Regions from separate parts of the Homo sapiens genome. Here region 2 is linked to region 1. Evidence: chromatin loops called from intact Hi-C (ENCODE). Cell type or tissue: dorsolateral prefrontal cortex. All regions are shown on one strand. Each heading gives the region's core, and the rest is flanking DNA. Links, peaks and the distances in the headings are about the cores only. Region 1 has its middle 380 kb from the start of PKN2. Region 2 overlaps LOC101927871 (a long non-coding RNA gene).

Region 1 (9,618 bases), core at 464-8,463:
AAGAGTACAAATTTAACATGCTGTAAAAGCAACAAGAAAAATTCACGCAGAGCACAGACGAGAACAAAATTCAAGCCCTGGCATTCTTCACAGGAACCAAGGGCCCCATCTGCTGATGTTTAAATGTACTACAGTAGCAAACAGATTTAAAAAAAATAAAAAAAATCTTATTGAACTAAAATACAATAAAGAGCCTGAAGCTGCAGAATCTTAGCAGCAGAAGGCACCTTTAGAAGTTAGAGAACCTGCCCCTGATCCAACACTTCTCACCCTTTTCTGTACTGCTGCATAGCTGTATGGAAGTTATTTGGAGCAGACAGTAGTTTATTTTTAATTTTCTTAGTTCTCAGGAAAAAAGTGCCAAGCACTACCTTCACTGGCCACCACCTCTCTACTGACAGACCTTTGGCTGAAGTGAGTTCTCTAGTCCCTTTAGTTGATGGCTCTTGTTTTGAAGTGACTGGATGGTTAGGGTCTTAATAATGGGTTTTGATGCTGCCCATTTTGATGATAAGGAGGAAGACATTCCCATTACTTCTTAGCCTTGCCTCCAACATGGGATAGTACTAGGGTCCTTTCTCTGCCTTTCTCTGAAGTTTGTTTGGTTTATGACCATTTTTGCAACTAAGCGAGTACGTAAAGCATAACAGAAAGACCCTAGATGGGTTAGAATAATGCAGTTTAGGGGTCTAGTCCATCTTTGGTAATACTCACTACTGTCCTGTTCTGTCTAGCTCTCCTCTCCTCACCTTAAAAATAAGGTGTCAGATTGCATGCTCTTTAAATGGGTTAAGTTCCTTTCCTCCTACCTCTACAATTCATTGTAGCATCCACATAGCACATTGCATATATTAGACACTCAGTAAAAAGCTGATGAACAGACATATTTTCAGTCAAAACTATTTGTTGGTAATTATCCTTTTTATTTAATCTAGCCATTCTGAGTTCCTTATACCCTTTTATATTTGGAATCTAATAATACTTGTAGTGAACATTTATGTTTGGAAAACCAGACCCTTTTAACCTTTATTTAGAAAACTACCCCCAATGTCTTTGGGAGCAAGTATCTCTTCTCCATTATGAACAGTTCAGTGGGACCATCAGTCTATGTTCTACGAGCTCTCCTAGTTGAATTGTGAGCACCTGAACCAAATTTGGCCAACTCTCTCCACTGTGACTTTGACTCCTGTGCAGAGTAAAACAAGAATGGGAAAGCAATGAGGTTAGGGCATTCTGGCAGTATAATCTGAAATGCCTGTCAAATGGTTCCTGTTACCTCAACCCCTAGACCCCAGTAGCTGACCTAGTTCATGTCCTATTTCTGTGATGAATTCTCCAGCCTTTTCTTCAGGAAACTGAAACATCAGGCACAGCTACCCTCTAGGCCTCCCAAGACATTCATTTCCTGCTTTAAGTTAATGTGATAGACATTAGCTGATTGTCTCTCCCACATACAAACCACCTCCCTCCCTTGCTTTCTTCCTAACAAGGCTCTAGACATCTAGTCATGCAATTGGTGTGGAATTGACTTCATGTCTGTCTCTAGGAGCAGATCTTGATTGGCTCAAGCTAATTATCATGCCCTCTTCCCTTGGCCACAGCAAATGGTTTGGAAGTGGACATATAACTGAATTTAGGCCCATCAAATATAGAGCATGTTTGTCGGGGATTCTAGGAAAGAGGTTACTTCTATCTTCAATGGGAATTATTTTAAAATAATTAGACATGGACATGAAGCCCTAGTTGTGTCAGCATCTGCCTTATTATCACAAGAGAAACCAGTCTTAGGATGAGGCCAACATTGTGAAAACTACAGGGGAAGGAAAGAAACCACATCCTTGGAGATACTGTAATTAGCCCGAAGCCTGAAAGTTTTAGTTATATGAGGCAGTAGATTTCCTTTGTTGTTTAAGGCATTTTGATAGAATTTTCTATTACTTATGAGTGAAATAATCCTTAATAATATCCAGGGTCTATTTCTGTTGATAAAAACCAAAGAACTTTAAAAGATACACTATTCAATTGGGAATCTGACATCCTAGGAAGATGAACCACTACTGTTCTTATATGCTATACTTTTATTTAGATATTTCAATATCATCCTTGCTTTTATATTTACATTGTTGAATCTGTTCAATCTATAGTCCATGCTAACTCATATTTTTCTGTCATTCTTACCTAAAGCAAATCAATCATTTATTCTATTCTATTGGTTTTGTCTTCTTTTCTTCCTTTGTTTACTAATATGAATGCTTCCCCACTTACTTTATTTTCCTAAACGCATCTTCAATTCATCAAAGTTCTTTACAGGCAGTAAGCAAATTTTGCTTTCTAAGTTATTTAACAAAGTCTACCACATAGTAGGTATTTTTTCAAAGAATGGATAACATGTTTATGTTTATTCATCTTTTTCCAAACTACCCTTTCCTGTTAGTTTAATGAATACCCTCCTATTATATCATCAGGGTCAATGGGAATAAATTTTACTGAAGGTGCAGCAAGTCTTATGTTGGGAACACATTGGGCTCCCAACATTAGACTGGAACTGGCTGCTGGAACACCAGGTAGCATAGTCATCTGTGATTGGATGACTGAAGCTAAATCTCTTTTGGGATGAACCTTTGGTTTTCCCCTTTTGTACCTGCCCCCACCTATTCCATTTCCAACTGTGCTTTTTCTCAGTAATATAGAGAAAAGCTGGATAGACCAGTTCATGGATTAAAATGTCATTTTTTTCTCTTCCTCTTCATCTCAGTCATTGACTTCTTTCATACTTAGTTCCCAGGCACTCCCAACATAACATCTCTCTAGTTAAATTTCCTCCAATCACATTCTAGCAGGATCACGTTCCAGTGTTTCCTTAGCATCTCGAGTAACAATACCACCTTGCACCAACTTTGTCAAACTAAAACCCAGACTTTTCTCTCCTCTTCACCTTCCACATCTTAGCAAGTCACCAAGTAGAATCAATTTTACTCAAGAAATATTGCTTTAACATATTACTTTCTTTCTACTCTTACCTGAACTTTCTAGTTGGGATCCTTTCAATCTCTTACCTGAACTATCCTCCTACCTGTTGTCTCTGCCTCCAGTCTTACCATGTTTATATACAGCTTCCATCTGCCACCAGGATGGTGCATCTCAATTATAAACACAATCTAGTCGCTCCCCTGCATAAGGCAATGTTTTCATATCAGTTTCACTATGCATTCTAACATAGATCCTGTCTTGCTCTATTCTTATCTCCCTCCACTGTGTACTTAGCAATTCAAGTTTCAGAAACATTTATTAAACCATATATGGTTCAGTCGACGAAACATATTTCTTTCTGTCCTTATTTCTTACTGTGGTGTTTTCTCTGCCTAACACAGTTCTCCACTTCTTCACTGGAGCAAACTCTACTCAACCTCAAGTGTAATCTTCCCCAAGAGGTCTGCTCTGACTATCCCCAGACTCAACCAAGTGATCCAATTCTGTGTCCTTCAAGAATTCTGTGCACAATCCCATCCTAGCACTTACAGGGTAAATTTGAACTAGACATATCAACACAGTGCCTACTCTATGCCTCCTTTGATAGCCTCTGATGAACAGACAGCATTTAGACCTGTTTTTACTATGTGATGTTTCCCTCTTTTCACAATTTATTGAGTTAGGGATGGGCATGGAGTGTCTAAGGGCATCCATGGTTTCTTTGAAAAAACATGGGCTGGACCAATTCACTCACCTTTCTAAGTATTTTGAACTAAGAAATGCAGAGACAAAATTAGAATCAGGGGCAAATTTTAAAAGCCAATTATTAGAGAAAACTTACAATTCATCCCTCACAAGAACAAGTTTTAATAGCACAGAAACCACAAGTAAGCAGAAGGTAAGATACACAGAAATGAAGAGAACATCCTGAAGACTCAGGAACCTCTGCTCTGAAACTACTGACATCCCAGGGCCACCTGAATCAAAAACCATCCTGCAATTCTGCTCTTCTTGAAGTCAAGAGGCTCATAATTCCCTGGGGTTTTGTGGTCTCATCTTCTTATAATAATCTCTATAAAAATATTTCTACCACACAAGGAAGTATGAACTGAGTCTTAGCTCTAGTATGTAAGAGGTTAATCAAAACAGAATTGAATTTTCCTCTTTTCTCATTGGTCTTTACCACTAGACTAAGAGCTTCCAATGGGTAAAGAACACAAGTATCCAGAAGACAGTAAATACTGAATAAAATGGATATCTAAACCCATGAATGAGAAACCAAATGGGAGGAGGGCCAAAGGGAACAGGTGATGGGGATATACTACAGGTTAATTTATGTTAAGAGAATTTATGCAAAACAATAAGAGAACATATACTTGTCTCATCAATTACTGAAACATATCTCATTCTTAACTGATAATTATGCAAAGGAAAATTTTCCATACTACTATCTTATAAAAAATAAGACCTGAAATTTGATGCTAGGTGTAATTCTCAATTACATTTTTACAAATTAATATTACAAGGACTTAATGATCCCCTACTATGTGCTTAGCACATTGCTCCATGCTATCAAAGATACAAAACAAAAAGTGTGAAATTCTTAATCTCAAGAACCTTATCTTCATCTATTCTTTATAAAGCTTCGTTATCCCCCACTCTTTGATCTTCACCAAGTATTTTGAAACTAATTATCCTGCACCTTCCTCATAATAAAGGCTTCTTTAAAAATTGAGTTTTTAAAATGCCAGAAGTTCTAGCTTCTTGCCCCAGTTAATCTAGTAAAGGCACAGTGAAATATTATCAACAGTAGGCTTCATTTTTTTGACTGCTTCAGCCACAATAAAGAGATTATGAAAATTCTAAATGCCTTGCAACTTAAAGCATATAAACTCTATTTTTCAAACTATATGAATAGCTGGAAGAAGCAGCTAAGAGTAAAGGCAAGCAGGGAATTGTAGAATAAAACTTTCATAAAGTCTCTGAGATGTCTAGTGAGGAAGTCTCAGGGCTGGCTGTTAGGATGATTTAAAACCTTAAACACCATTTTGTTGACACATAATTCTTTTATATATTTTCAGTATATAAATTGTGAGCTCCTCTAAAGGAAACACAGTTTTTCACAGCAAAAACAAAGAAAAAAAGCTTCTAACTCTTACTACATTTTAAGCACTAGATAACTTTGCGAGCAGGTAACCATGTTTATAAAATCATGTAAATCAGCACTCGTGAATCAGTGTGGCAGGAAGCATTTCATACGCTGACTTTCTATTGACACATATCTAACCATTTTCACATTTAGTATTTTTACTTGTGGTTGTTAATGTGCCTAAAAATATATAGAAACATGAAAACCAACAGATTCCATGGCTACAAATTAGATAGTTACTAATGCAGATAGGGCTTGTTTTTTGTGTTTTTGATTTTTTTCCTTTGGGCCCGGAAAAGTTTTGAACAACAGCCAATGGGTTTTTCTCCTTTGAAGGAAGCCTGTCTCACTCATGACACTATCTCTACTAAATGTAACATCAGGAAAGAGGTGGAATTTTTTTCTTTATTAAATTGGGAAAAGAATTCATGCTCAATATACATTTGCTGAATGTATATTGAATAAATAAATGAAACATGAAAGTAGTAGTCAGGGATCAATGGGAGAGTGTGGAGAAAACTGGGGCCGAAGCATTTTTTGCCAGATTTTCTGAAATCTCTTATGCTCAGGCTGCATCTAGGTTGGCTATCATCACGGTATTTTGTACCGTGAGAAAAGAACAACCAGTCTCTCCTAAAATTAGATAAGGTTGTTTTGAGAAATCAGATAACCATAAGCATTTATTAATCCATTCATTCATTTATTCAACAAACGTTTGTCAAGCTCCTGCTATGTCCTGGGCACAGTTCTAGGTGTTGGGAATACAGCACTGAATAAGAAAAAACTGCCACACTTGGGGAACTTACATTCTCCTGGGTGAAACAGACAATAAAGAAACAAGTAGCTCCCTAACTTAGACATAATGCTATGAATAAAAATGAAGCAGGGAAAGGGGGCAGAGTAATGCAAGCTATTATTTTAGGTAGAGTGGCCAGGGAGACCAATGGTCAGAATGAAGTGAGAGAAGAAGCCCTGTGAGCATCTGTGTGAACTGCAGAAAGGACTGCAGAAGATCTGTGCAGGAAGCATGTGAGACATGCTCCAGGAACAGCAAGGGGCTGGCAAGAAAGAGGTGGTAAGACACTTGGATTTTATGCTAAGTGTGTTGGGAAACCATTGCAATAGATACTCAGACGCGCGTCCTTTTTTAAGCTAGGCTTTACAAACTTGAGAATGAATAATCTGGGATACATATTGCCAAGACCAGCTCAGTTAGGGAGACCCTAACCCAGCGGCACTAGAGGAATTAAAGACACACACACAGAAATATAGAGGTGTGAAGTGAGAAATCAGGGGTCTCACAGCCTTCAGAGCTGAGAGCCCCGAACAGAGATTTACCCACATATTTATTAACAGCAAACCAGTCATTAGCATTGTTTCTATAGATATTAAGTTAACTAAAAGTATCCCTTATGGGAAACAAAGGGATGGGCTGAATTAAAAGGATAGGTTGGGCTAATTAACTGCAGCAGGAACATGCCCTTAAGACACAGATCGCTCATGCTATTGTTTGCGGCTTAAGAACGCCTTTAAGCGGTTTTCCGCCCTGGGCCAGCCAGGTATTCCTTGCCCTCATTCCCGTAAACCCACAACCTTCCAGCTTGGGCATTAGGGCCATTATGAACATGTTACACTGCTGCAGAGATTTTGTTTATGGCCAGTCTTGGGGCCAGTTTATGGCCAGATTTTGGGGGCTTGCTCCCAACACATATACCACAACAAAGGCTCATGAGATCAACCTCAGGTTCACAACAATTTTTCAATCAAGTCTCCAAATGCAATTCCAAACTCTGTACTTGAGGGAAGGTAGACATTGTTATTTAACTACAGCAATCAATCAAAGATGTAGCAACCCTAATGATGAACCTTAAAAACTGACTGACAGCTTCCCATCAATAATAGTTATTTTCAGGAGACAATTAAAGGTGAGCATCAGGAACAAACCATTAACCATCCCAGTTCACAGATGTCCACATTGGAACCAGGCTTTGCCAATGCCAGGTCAACACATATTGAGAGCCTAGGGTTGTCACAACTTCTAACTTGGAATAATTTTTCAGATCTAGTTCAAAAGAGCATAAATCTGAGGATAAATTTTTGAAAATTTTTGAAAATAGTATTTTATTGTTGACAGTAGGCTATTGTTAGCAATAGGTTAACAGTTGTTTAAAAATATTCCCAAATGTCAGAGGCCTAGTACAATAAAATGTTACTTCTTGCCTTCATCACAGGTTGGCAGCAAGCTCCTTGGCTTCATGCTGTCATCCAGTGACCAGGGTCATTATATCGCATGATTCCCCTCTTATAGGTCCTCTGAATCCTTTCCATTCAACCAGAAGTTGGGAAAGTGAAAATGTGTGCAAGGTTTTCATCCTACTTTCACACCAGTATCAGGGCACCTCACCCCCTAGATTTTTTTTTCTAACTTCACTGGTCATTCCTGCTTGGTGTCCTTTGCTGGAGACGCTTCTCTTCTCTAGCTAGGGTCTCCTCTTGGTAACATAACATAATACCTCATGGCTTTAAATAACACCTTTATGTTGAAACCTCCAATCTTAATCTCTATTTGGATCTCCCTCTCCAAACTCCAGACTTATATATATCTACCTGCCTGTTTAACACCTTTGCCCAGATTATAACAAACATTCAACACCAAGTTCAAAGCTGAGCTCAAGATCTTCCTCCAGTATCTGTTCCACTTACAGCCTTATCCATATCAGTTGATAACTACTTTCTTCCAGTTACTCAGGCAAAATCTTTGCAGTCATCCTGGATTCCTTTCTTTCTTACCTTCCTGCTGCTCTAGCTTCAAAATATATCCAGAATGTTATGACTTCTTACCTCTTCTACTGCCACAACCTGGTCCTGGCCACCAGCAGTTCTTGTCTATATCATTGAAATGGTCTCCAACAGGTTTCCTGTATTCTACTCTTGACCCTTTAGTCTTTCCTAACACAGCAGCCAGAATGATCCTTTTGAAAGTATAAGTTAGATCACATCCCTCTCTTGCTCAAAACCCTGCAATAGTTTCTCATTTCCCATTTCACTCAGAGTAAAAGGCAGAGTCATTTCAATGCCTATATGGCTCAATGCTGTCTGGCCTTCCTCTAGCAATCTGTCATGAGAGTGAGTCTCATTCTGCTTCAGACAGACTGAGCTTTGTTACCAGTTTTAGAACATACCAGGCACATTCTGGCCTTAGTGCCTTTACTCTGCTGAGAACGCTCTTTTCTTGATATCTACCTGATTCATTCCTTTACTTCCTTCAAGTCTTTCCTCCAATTATACTTCTCAGTAAAGGTAATCCTGCCCATGCTATTTCATGCTGAATCTTGCCTCCCACCTACCTTAGCACAGTACCCCCTGAAGCACTGTACTAATCTATATTTTATTTTGTACAATGTATTTACCACTCTATAACATGCTGTATAATTTCTTTTTATTATGCTTATTTTCTGTTTCCCTATCTAGGATTTAAGCTCCTCAAGTGCAGAGATTTTTGTCTGCCTTGATCAAAGATGGGAAGATGGGAAGACAGGAATCAAAGATGATTCCCACTTACCTAGATCAATGCCTGCACATATAGTATTAATAAATTTTATTTTGGATGAAAGAAGAAATGAACATAATAGTAGGAGTTAGAAAAAAACTATCTAGAAAAATTGGTCTGATATTCTCGGTACCTGATCCTCTGCTCTATGTATAGTAGCTTTTGTTTTCTGGATGAGTCATATCCATGGACTTTGGATTTCTAGTTCCCATTAGATCCAACTCTTGGTAACTATATGCTGTATCTGGGGCAGTACAGCATGAGTTGTTAGGGTGTGGGCCTGTGAGCCAGATATGCCTGGACTCCATTCCTGGATCTACCACTTTGGGCAAGTCATTTGCATTTTTTAGTCCTCAGTTTCCTCAATGGTAAAATGGCAATGATCGTAGTACCTATCTCATAGTATTTTGTGAGAAACAAATAATATTATAAGTGTGGTGACTAGACTGTCTTAACAGTGTTTGCATTTAATAACTGTTAGCAATTGTTAACTATTGCCTTTAAATGGATATCTTTAAATGTGCTGACCTGGTGGCCTACCCACAATGTTCCCCCTGACCAGGACAAGGTTAATACCTGATCACATAGACTCCACCTCTCTCAAGTTGTCATACATGGACTTGGTCCTGAGATATTCAAGAAAACAGCTTGTATTTATAAGTGGAATCCACATTTATAAATAATCTAATTTATATTCCATTGAACTATATAAAATTACTGGGTTTTTTAGCAAAAAATGAATGTCAAATGTTAGTAATTTCATATGGTTTGACCTAATGTTTTCATTTTGATTAGAGCACAATTTTTCAATGTGTCAAGCGTTAGTTGAGTCTAGTTCTAGTTGTGAAGTTGCAATTTGAGGTAGAAATAATATTGAAGTTACAGAGCTACATCCTAAGACCTCAGAAAACATGAAATATTCTTCTCTTTTATTTTTCACTCCTTTCTG
Region 2 (9,618 bases), core at 576-8,575, 340 kb before region 1:
ACAGCAGATTCAGAGCTTGCAAATATTGTACTATGTTTTCACATGTCTTACTTCGGTTTTGCACATTTACAAATTAGAAAATAAAACTAAAAATTAGGTTGAGCTTTTTTTCCTCCCACATCGCCTTTTCTGAGTAATGATGAATAGTGCTCAATATGTATGTTCTTCTAATATGAAATCTGCAAATTCTCTGAATAAAGGCAAAATGTATGGAAATTATATTAAACAGAATTTAAGTCTGTTTTCTTAAAATTAGAATGTATAATATTTAGTTTCATGAGCAGAACAAATAATACAATTAGTGTTTATTCTCCGACTACTCTTTTACTAAAAAGCTCAGTTAAAAAATGCACGCAACACCAAAACATAGCGCTTCCCCATCACTGTTCCAAGTTTCATATGTTAAACAAAGACAGGCCAACCTTAAACCTTTTGATAAATATGATGCTTGTGGTAACTGCAGCATTCACTTCGTATCCCATTTCTCCAAGTTCCTGTCAGCCAGATGTCACTTGCAATGCAAACACTAGAAAAATATGAAATAATAATTTCATACATCATCTATGTGTGCATGAGCCGGTCAAACATTCAATACAAATTCAAACTGCTACTACACACAGAGCAAATATCATCCAAATAATATTTAAAATGATTGAAAGGCTTTTGATTTGGAAGTGTATTCTCTTAAGCTAAGTGGTCCCCAAGACCATCTAGAAAATTCAATTGTTTCATTTTTAAAATGTTTTCTGCCCAAAATTATATCAAACCCTAATGTCTCAATAGAAACACATGGGATTGGATTGCTGACTGGGCGCCTGATGTCAAAGAAAAAATCTAATTTCACAATGGCATTTCCTCATACTGTCTCACCAAAATACAAAATTGATAAAATTTTAATGGATAATTTTCAGAAGCAGAATGTTAACCATTGGGAAAATATGAAGGGAAACTTAGCATTATAGTATAGGAGAAGCAAAGTGAAGGAATAAATTGACTATAAATACAGATAAACAATGCTACATAAAAAAGTTCTTAAAAGCTTTTCTTATCGAAAACAGAATTTCGACTTTAAAAAGGCCCTTACTATAATAGCAATATATATATATATATATGCTTTTTTGTTTCTGTGTCCATTTCTAAGTTTCTTTCCCCTAATCTTTTCTATTTTGTAAAATGATATGGGGAAAGGGAATCATACTGTAAGCTATACCATTAGATATACATTTGCACAGTGTTGATTTCTATTTTTGATGTTAGCTACAGAAGTGGGCATGTATACCCCTGGCTTCAATTAAGAGATAAGACAGAATGGTACTACATTCAGGCCTGCTCCTTTGCACTGAGGTTCTGCATTTCCTCTTTCCCCTTGCTGTTTAGTGTGAATTTCCCTGCCTGTATGGAGGGAAGGAGTCCAGTTCCTTCGCACCCACCCGCCCCCTTCTTTTTAAGGAGAGAGCTCAGTGCTGTACAAGAGCAGGGTTTCAGAGCAGACATTCATGTGCACAGTGTGACCTTCAGCATGTACCTTAACATCTTTGAGCCTCAGTGTTCCCATCCGTGAGATGGAAATAATAATTCCTACCTTATTGTATTCTTGTGATATTTGGGAATAATGCTCATGAATCACAGCTGATACAATGCTTAACACAAATGAGCTACTCAAATATTACTTTATGATGATACTATTTTATTTTTTGAGCTTCTCATACCTGCTGCCTTGGATTCTGCCTTCTTTTTAAGCTTTCCTGATCAATTTCATCACACAAGCTGGCAGCTATGGGCAGTGAGGGAAGGAAGGGGCAATCTCCTCACTAGACAGCCGTGCCAAGGTCACCCTGGTCCATCCATGAGGTAAGCCATGTGACAGCCAAACCACTGCAGGACCCTAAAAGTCACTATGTGACCTGGAGCCACAAACTCAAGGTGCTGGGGACACTCCAGAAAGGCAGATGCTGATCTCCTGCAAGAAGGGATCTTCTTCCTCAGAGACACTGAGGATGACCATCAATTTCCCTCACTTAACACCGCTTCTCGCATAAGATGCTGTACAGGGGACCTCACCATTAGTTCAAAGTTTTAGAGCAGAATCAACTGTAACACAAATGTTCCTGTTTAAAAACGTGAGATCGAGTAACATGTTGAGCGTTTCTTCCCTCTGTTTTCCTTTTCTTTCTCTCTCAACCATCTTATCCACTTCATTATGTTTTTATGTGAGGGCTGGCCCTGGTTCCTAAATAATCTTGGCAGTATATTCTTTCTTCTCTCCAGCCCCAATACAGGATTTTGGACCAGGTAGATCATTAATAAATAGTATTTAAAATTGAACTTAGCCCTTTTACTTAAGGTGGTTTATTTAGCTGACTAAAAACTGATCCTCTTTATTAGCTAGGATGAGGGGACTTTCTGGTATAGTTGCTAATATGTAGGATTTAGAGTCAAACAGAACGAGACTGTTATCCTAACTCTGACATTAGTTAACATCTTGGGCAAATTTCTTAATGACTCTGAGTTTTCGTTTTCTCAATTATAAAATGGAAATAATAATTCCTATTTCTTAGGATTAGTATAAGTAGGATTGCCAGGTAATATACAAGATACCTAGTTCAATATGAATTGCAGATAAATAATGATATTTTTCATACAAATATGTCCCAAATATTGTACAGAACACATTTACACTAAAAAATTATTTATTGTTTATCTGAAGTTCACATTTAACTAGACACCCTATATTTTTATTTGCTAAGTATGGCAACCCTAATTATAAAGACTAAATGAAAAAATATACTGTAAAGCTACCAGCTTCATTCCCAGTAGGTAGTAGGATTCACTGAGTATTATCATTTCCTTCTTCCCTTGTTGGGTTGTTGTGAGATTAAATGCCTGTCACATAGTACTAATTCAATAAATTTTAGTTTGCCTTTCCTCTCAAGGTTCAGCCTCAGAAGAATCTGTGCTCTGTGCCTAACATTGGAGAAAAAGCCTCAACCGCTTGTGACATTTATCTCTAGGCTTTACTCCTCATCTCTACTCCCCAGGGCCTGTTTGTAGCATGCAACAGAGAGCGTGGAGTGGCCTAGTTAAAAGGACAAAGTAGACGGGACAGAGCTGTTAATACCGGTCCCCCTCAACTTAAGGCAACTTTATCTTTGAAAATCTGAACTTACTCTGGAAGCAGATGTCTGAAGGAGTGATTATTCCCGTGATTTTATAAAATGTTCCATTACAAAAATTCTTTAAATTGTGAGCTCTCTAAAGAGTTCCAAAACAAAGTTTTAAAAAGGATTTGATTTACAAAAACATAGACGTAAGATAACCTGTTCAGCAATAAATCTGTTACCTAAAGAGTGTGATAAAGGCGTTACTAACAGCTCTATAAAACTTGCTTCCAGAGGCACCACTCAGCCCCCAGGTCAGCTTTTCCGGACACTGTTATTCATCTGGCTAGAAAGGCTTTCAGCTGTGACTATTGCCAAAGGCCCTCCTGGGGTGGTGGCCAGGCATGAACTTGGCTGCCCACAAAAGATACAGGCAAGGGTTTTAAGGACATGTTTTCTTTCTTTCTTTTTTTTTTTTTTCTTACAAGTTAAGTGTTGTTGCTCTCTGAGAAGCCTGAGATAGTGCATAGGATATGATTCAACGGAAAGTTTTTGTATGAGAAAATGGCTCTTTCAAAGTGGGCTATCTGAGGATCAGCACATTTGGAGTCTGTCTGACCCACATTTCCAAAGCTACAGCTGGCTCCACTGGACTGGGGCATGTGACAAGCATCCTGGGAGAAGCTGTCCAACATTGGGAAGGGAACACTTCCAAGTCTGGAGAATAGTTAGGGCTAAAACCTATGAATGTCTCTAGATTACACACTGGGTCTTTCCAGGGGAATGAAGGCTTTGGCTGACAGCAGAAAGCAGGTACTGTCCACTTTCTTAGGCTCACATTCTCATGTAAACAGGCCAGGCGGCCACATACTCTGCACCAGCTGCAGCTTCTGGGTGGTCCTGCTAGGAAGTTCCAAGTGGATTGCAGTGCAGTCATGTAGCTGGTGGTCACACAGCTAGAATAAGCATCTGTGGGAGACAGCAAAGGCATGTAGGCTCTCCACTCTCCAGTCTCGGGTGGAAAATCAAAGTAAAATCTGACTTCCCCGAGAAGTCTGTTCTCCAAAATTAAAAAATAAAATGGAACAAGACAAAATCATAGAGTCAAAGAGTGGGTGGATTTTTCTGACAGGCAATTCCTGATGTAAAGATTATTCAGTTCTGCTTCCCCGTTCCTCTTGGGAATATGGAAGTAGAGCCTTTGTAAATGCATGTTAATTTATCAGTGTTATTGCATACTAAGCTATGAATGACATTATGACACTTTTCAGCATCTCTCCTTAGGAAGGCATAACAAGGGTATTGCTGAGTTGGAATTCCCCCTCCACTACTTATTACCTGTTTGACAAGTTACTTAACCTCTCTGTGCCTGTTTTGTTATCTGTAAGTGAGAAATACTAGTAACTCCTTAAAAGGGTCGTTGTGAGAATATAAATGAATTAATATATATAAAAGTTTAGAACACTGTCCGGCATAGAGAGAGCCCTAAGCAAGGATTAACTGTAATTAATATAATGAAAATGACATTAATGTTATGGACTATATTTGTATTGTGCTTTGTAGTTATAAAGCACTTCCACTTCTTTTTGGTGAATCTGTAGTTAAGGTGAAGTGGAGTAAGACTGAAGAATCTCTATTTTTCTTAACGAGGTAAGCGAGAAATAGGAGTAATCATACTATATGAGATTATCCCAGGTAGAAAGGGTGATGTATGTAACTCAAGAGTAGAAGAGGGAAATTCCATAAAGGAGATACTGAGGTGGTTGCTGGGTTGGAATTGAGAACCCAGGTAGAAGAGTAGTAGAATACAAGCAGTGTTCAGGGCTGTGGACAGCAAGGGGAATGGAAATGGATAGAAATCCAAAGAAATGTTTATAAGGAGTTTACAAATAAAAATCAGGAGTCTTAATATGGTTCAGCAGACAGCTAAGGTCTTAAAGGAGTATTTTGCAAATTGAAAACACTTAGTTTTCCTGGTTCTACATTTTACCCCAAAGTCAATTACAGATGAAGGTCTAAGAGCTGAATATATTAAAAATTAGAGAACATAGAGTAACAAGAAGAGAAGAAAATTGAGAATTCATCAAACATTTGGGATAGGTTTAACTTTCTAAAATTAGAATCAATAGAAGAAAATTGATACATGGTGGCATTGAACAAGTACTTTTGAGTATTCACATTTCCGTTTTGATACCCATAGACCAAATCAGGGAAACCCATTTCAGGTCACAAAGATATTACTTCCTACAGAGGATCTTGGCTTCTCAAGGTTCCATCTTTCCATCAAGACCATTAGGTAGTGCTTTATAATCTGTGGGGCCCAGCACAAAGTGAAAATTTGGAGGCCTTTTTCGAAATGCAGGAAACAAGTGCTATTAAATGTACTAAATTATAAAATGCTTTCCCGTCTTCTATGGTCTCTCTTCTGAATTGTCATGATTTCTTTTTTATTTTCTGTTTAATGTCATTCTAAATAAGAAAATAAACAAATGCAAAACAAACGCAAAATATTTCACATGTATATTCTATTAACACTCTACTTTTGGCTTACTAGTGAATAAGGATAGACTAAAAGGAAAAGGAACTATGGATTGGCCTATCATCTCCTTTCATTCCACGTCGTCGTTTCCAGCATAAGTGATTGATTAATGCACAGAATTGACATGGGTAGAAAGGATCCGATAGAGTTCCTTAATTGTTTGTGTTTCTTAGAACTCCATGCCTTCTTTCTGTGGTCTGTTTTTGAAGCTAACCAGAATTCTCCTGGAATGAAAAGCATGGCCTCTAGAGGGTGTCAGTGCCCCCCTACCCCACCCCTTCCTCCCCAAATTACTGTCATAGATACAACACACTTAACTCTGTACTTGCTTTGAATCTCCCTTAACTCCCACATCTTGTAGGTCCACCAGAACTGTAGGCTCACAGGGCATTGTGAATACTACATGCAAATAGGGCAGCAAGGAGAGATTGACACGCATGTTGTACGTATCTTCTCTGCTCATGCGCATGCCCCCTTTGGACTTTGCTTATAAAACACAAATTCAAAGATTAAATTATTAAGAATCTCAAAATGACAAGAGCAGAGAATTAAAACAAGATTAAATTTCCTTGAGACTACACAGGTCTCATATTCATGAAGCTGGCTGTGATCCCCAGTAAAGTTCCATTTTGACTGTCTCAGTTGCAGTCATTGTACTCTCTTTGAAACACTTTTAGTACTTATTGTCCAAACAACTGTTTTATGATAGTTTCTATCTTTTAAGCCTATAGTGTTCTCTTTGGACTCATCCAAATCCCCTGGAAAGGAACAGCTGTCTTTTACAGCATTTTGCATCTTTTATAACACTTTGCATCTTCAGTGGATTGTAGAGGGTCCTGTGCATACAGCAGGTGCTTATTGTGATTATGGATGATACTGAGCACCCCAGGGGCATGATCTGAGTCATGGAACCCCTGAAACTATAAGTTAGTAATATTTGTTAGTCTCCTCCTACTTGCTAAATCCCTCTTTATCAACTAACAAGGGGGTAAAGTACCCTGTCTATTACTTGTGAAATTCCTTTTTAACCTTTCATATATTAAAGTGTTGCCAAAATCCACTTTTTTTGTATGAGTAAAACTTCTGGCTCTTGCCTAGTAGTCCCTAGACACTAGCAGAGGGCATGGTGACAGGAGAGCTGGGAGTGTGCACGTCACCATACTGTCTCAGTCAAAATTGAAGGATGTATCTACCATTTCCAAGTATTCTTACCATGGAGCAGCAGCACAGGCATCCATAGCCAGGGATTCTGGACACTGAAATCTTTGTGTGTATGGTATGCAAATTCTATATATACAAACACTTAGTCTTCACTGGAGATTAGAGAGATGGCAAAGTGACTTTAGAGCATACAGACATGGGCCAGCTCACAGTGGTGAAAATAAGACATTCTAAATTGAGGCAAAAATGTGTGAGGCAAAATGTGTAGCACATTACCTACTCTCCCCTCTCCAAACCTGGGGACTGTGGCAAGCCCTACAGTAATGGAGTAGGATGGTACTGGGGAAAGACTCTGTGGGTATAAGTTGATTGTATTTCTGATAGTTGCCCAGAGTGGCCCCCAAAAGTGGAGAGTCCAGAAGGTTTGCAGTTCTCATTCTAGGACCTGGAATCTATGTAGCAATAAGGATAAGAGCTAGGGAAGCCAAAATGTCTACCTAGACCAAGGATCTGAGAACAGGGACAGACATAGGAAACCAAACCAAGGAGGTTATATAAATGCAGGCCTACTCTAGACTGGAGGAGATAGCAAATGGAATGACACAGGAGCAGATAGCTTAGGACAACTATCAGTGAGTAAGTAGTGGTTCAGCTGAACTTAAAGGCACAGAATCTGATCACCTAGACACATGATCAAAGATAAATCAGTGTGATCACTGTCATTTTGCTGAGACAGCACACCTCATGAGATAGGCAGTGTTTAAAAAAAGGGTGGGAGAAAGTCAGGGAATGCTATGCCTGTACTTACGTCCCAGTGAGTATAAGAGGAGGAGAGCCAAAGTTTTTCAGGGAGGATGTAAAAATATGTTCAGTGAAGGAAAGTCGAGTGTATCTGGAAAAAGAAAAGGGAAGGAATGATGGAAAGAAGAAAGAAGGAAAGTGATTATATTTGTGAAAGCTCCTTGCTTTGCACAAAGCCTGATGCATAGTAGTGATGTTATTTGAAGTAAGCTGAAGATTAGAGAAATTAGAAAGGAAGAAAATAAGCTATAAGCTGTGATTTAGTTTGGATGGGTATAATTTTTCTCTTCAACCCTGGCTTCTAAAAATGTCATAATTTACCCCATGATGAGAAACTTAAAAGATAAACACTTAATTGAAATAGGCTGACACGTCTCCTAAGGGTACTCATCTTAGGACTAGGAAGAAGAGAAAGAAGGAAAGATGGAGAATAAAGGAGAAGAAAATTGATAGCTCACTAATCTATTTCCAATCAAAAACAGCTTGAGTTGCTCAGAGGGGAGCCTCTGTGGTGTGGTTGCCAAACAAAACATAGAGAAGTTGACTTGCTATGATCCACAGAGACGGCTAGTTCTGAAAGGCCGGCTCACAAAGGCAAAAAAGATCTTCTTAATAAAGCCTCTCCAAGGGGCCATGGTTTCTGTGTTCATCAAGAATCCCTGAAATCCTAGAAATTTGGAGGTAGTCAGAATTGATTTAATCCTTTTTACTATAAATCTCATTTCTGAAAATGATTAACAGAGGCAGAGACATAAATGGTAAAGTCTCGATCAGGGGAAATGCTGTCAGCGTATCATCTAGATAGATTAGAAAATGAACGCTCAGGTTTCTGTGAAGGAAGACTAATGACATTAAGTCAAGATGAAATAGAAAGGAGCATTGCACAGCCTCCAAAATCATAAACCATGAGCTCGCCGTGACAGAAGACCCTCAGCCATGTTCTGAACTGGAAAATCATCAGGAGTTCAGTCTGAGAGTATTTTCTTAGGCCTCATTTGGAGCCCCTGGCTTTTTGGGGTGTGTCTTGAAGTTCTTGGAATTGCTTTGCGAAGGTTCTGACATTTGTATAAAAGTCAGATCCTTCTGCCTACAACTTTCAGTGTAATCAATTGCGCCCTCAGAAAAAAAAAAATGAGGGTTTGGCTCACTAAAACAATAAATAAACATTTAAGATACTTCTACACTGTGCAACCATCTGATTTTCAAAGTGTCACAATTCTGATGCCTTTCAGAAATTAGACAGAGCTATTGCCCTGAAATCAGTGGTGGCTGAGACCAACGTCCTTTGTTTAAGTTAAGATCAAATCATGAAGCAAGTATATAAATTTCTGCCAAATAAAGCTAAAGCAGACATTCTGCTCTGTTTAGTAGAGAGAACAATCCTGTAAATCTGCTTCACATGTGGTGTATCACTTGATTACTTAAACTGTGTCTCCGTTGGAACCACAGCTAAATATCTGTTTGCTGGAGTTTCTCTGCGATTTGATAAAATAAATCTATGCTGTTCTAATACAGTCTTTTTAAGTTGTCCCACCTTCCTTCAGGGAAACACAATGACCAATTGGAAATGACTGTGATCATCTAAACAGTGGGAGGCCCTGCAAACTAACTGCAAGTCGTTCTTATGCAGGGAGCATTGGAATCACTGACATTTGATGTTAAGGCACTGGCCCTATGGCTAGGCCAGAAATGGTCTCCAAGCTTCCTAACACACCACTGATTTTTATGAGAAACAGGCCTATAAACCTAAAATTCAAGGTAAATTTTTATCCAATTTCAGAGTAGAAATGGTTATGTTAAAAGTAATTTCCCAACCCCTCCTCCATCCAATTATGGCTACAACATTAGAAGATAAAAATAGACTATTCTTCATCTCAAATTTTCAAAAAGTGCAGTATTCAATAGATAGATGGGTAGTTAGGTGGGTAGGTAGATACTTACTCTTCAATTCTAATGTTTCTGACTTAAAATTTTAAGGTCATTGTCTCCCTTCTGACACCTCTTACTACATCAACATCC

Evidence for each region. A loop is a pair of places that touch in the nucleus more often than their neighbours do. Peaks named below come from ENCODE experiments on the same cell type or tissue, not always from the same donor. Only the 100,000 strongest peaks of a DNase experiment are listed, where the experiment ranks them.
Region 2: a loop joins it to region 1, with 7 times the contacts of the local background. A loop is called at or near these places in 2 of 110 quality-filtered maps.

What each region holds. Positions count from the first base shown.
Region 1 is chr1:88,303,217-88,312,834 of GRCh38, forward strand. No RefSeq gene overlaps it. Among named protein-coding and RNA genes, the nearest start is that of PKN2, 380 kb to the right of the region's middle. In dorsolateral prefrontal cortex, for the core only: no CTCF peak of the experiment used is centred there; no DNase peak of the experiment used is centred there; H3K27ac peaks cover 726 bases.
Region 2 is chr1:87,964,881-87,974,498 of GRCh38, forward strand. LOC101927871 (a long non-coding RNA gene) reads left to right here. Exons shown (of 3, transcript XR_426720.4): 3 at 1,741-1,851. It overlaps LOC105378836 (a long non-coding RNA gene), which reads right to left. Exons shown (of 2, transcript XR_947568.2): 2 at 289-526. Among named protein-coding and RNA genes, the nearest start is that of LINC01773, 63 kb to the left of the region's middle. RefSeq lists enhancers at 3,414-3,915, 3,916-4,415, 8,951-9,468. In dorsolateral prefrontal cortex, for the core only: no CTCF peak of the experiment used is centred there; DNase peaks (open chromatin) are centred at 3,461 and 3,761; H3K27ac peaks cover 1,503 bases.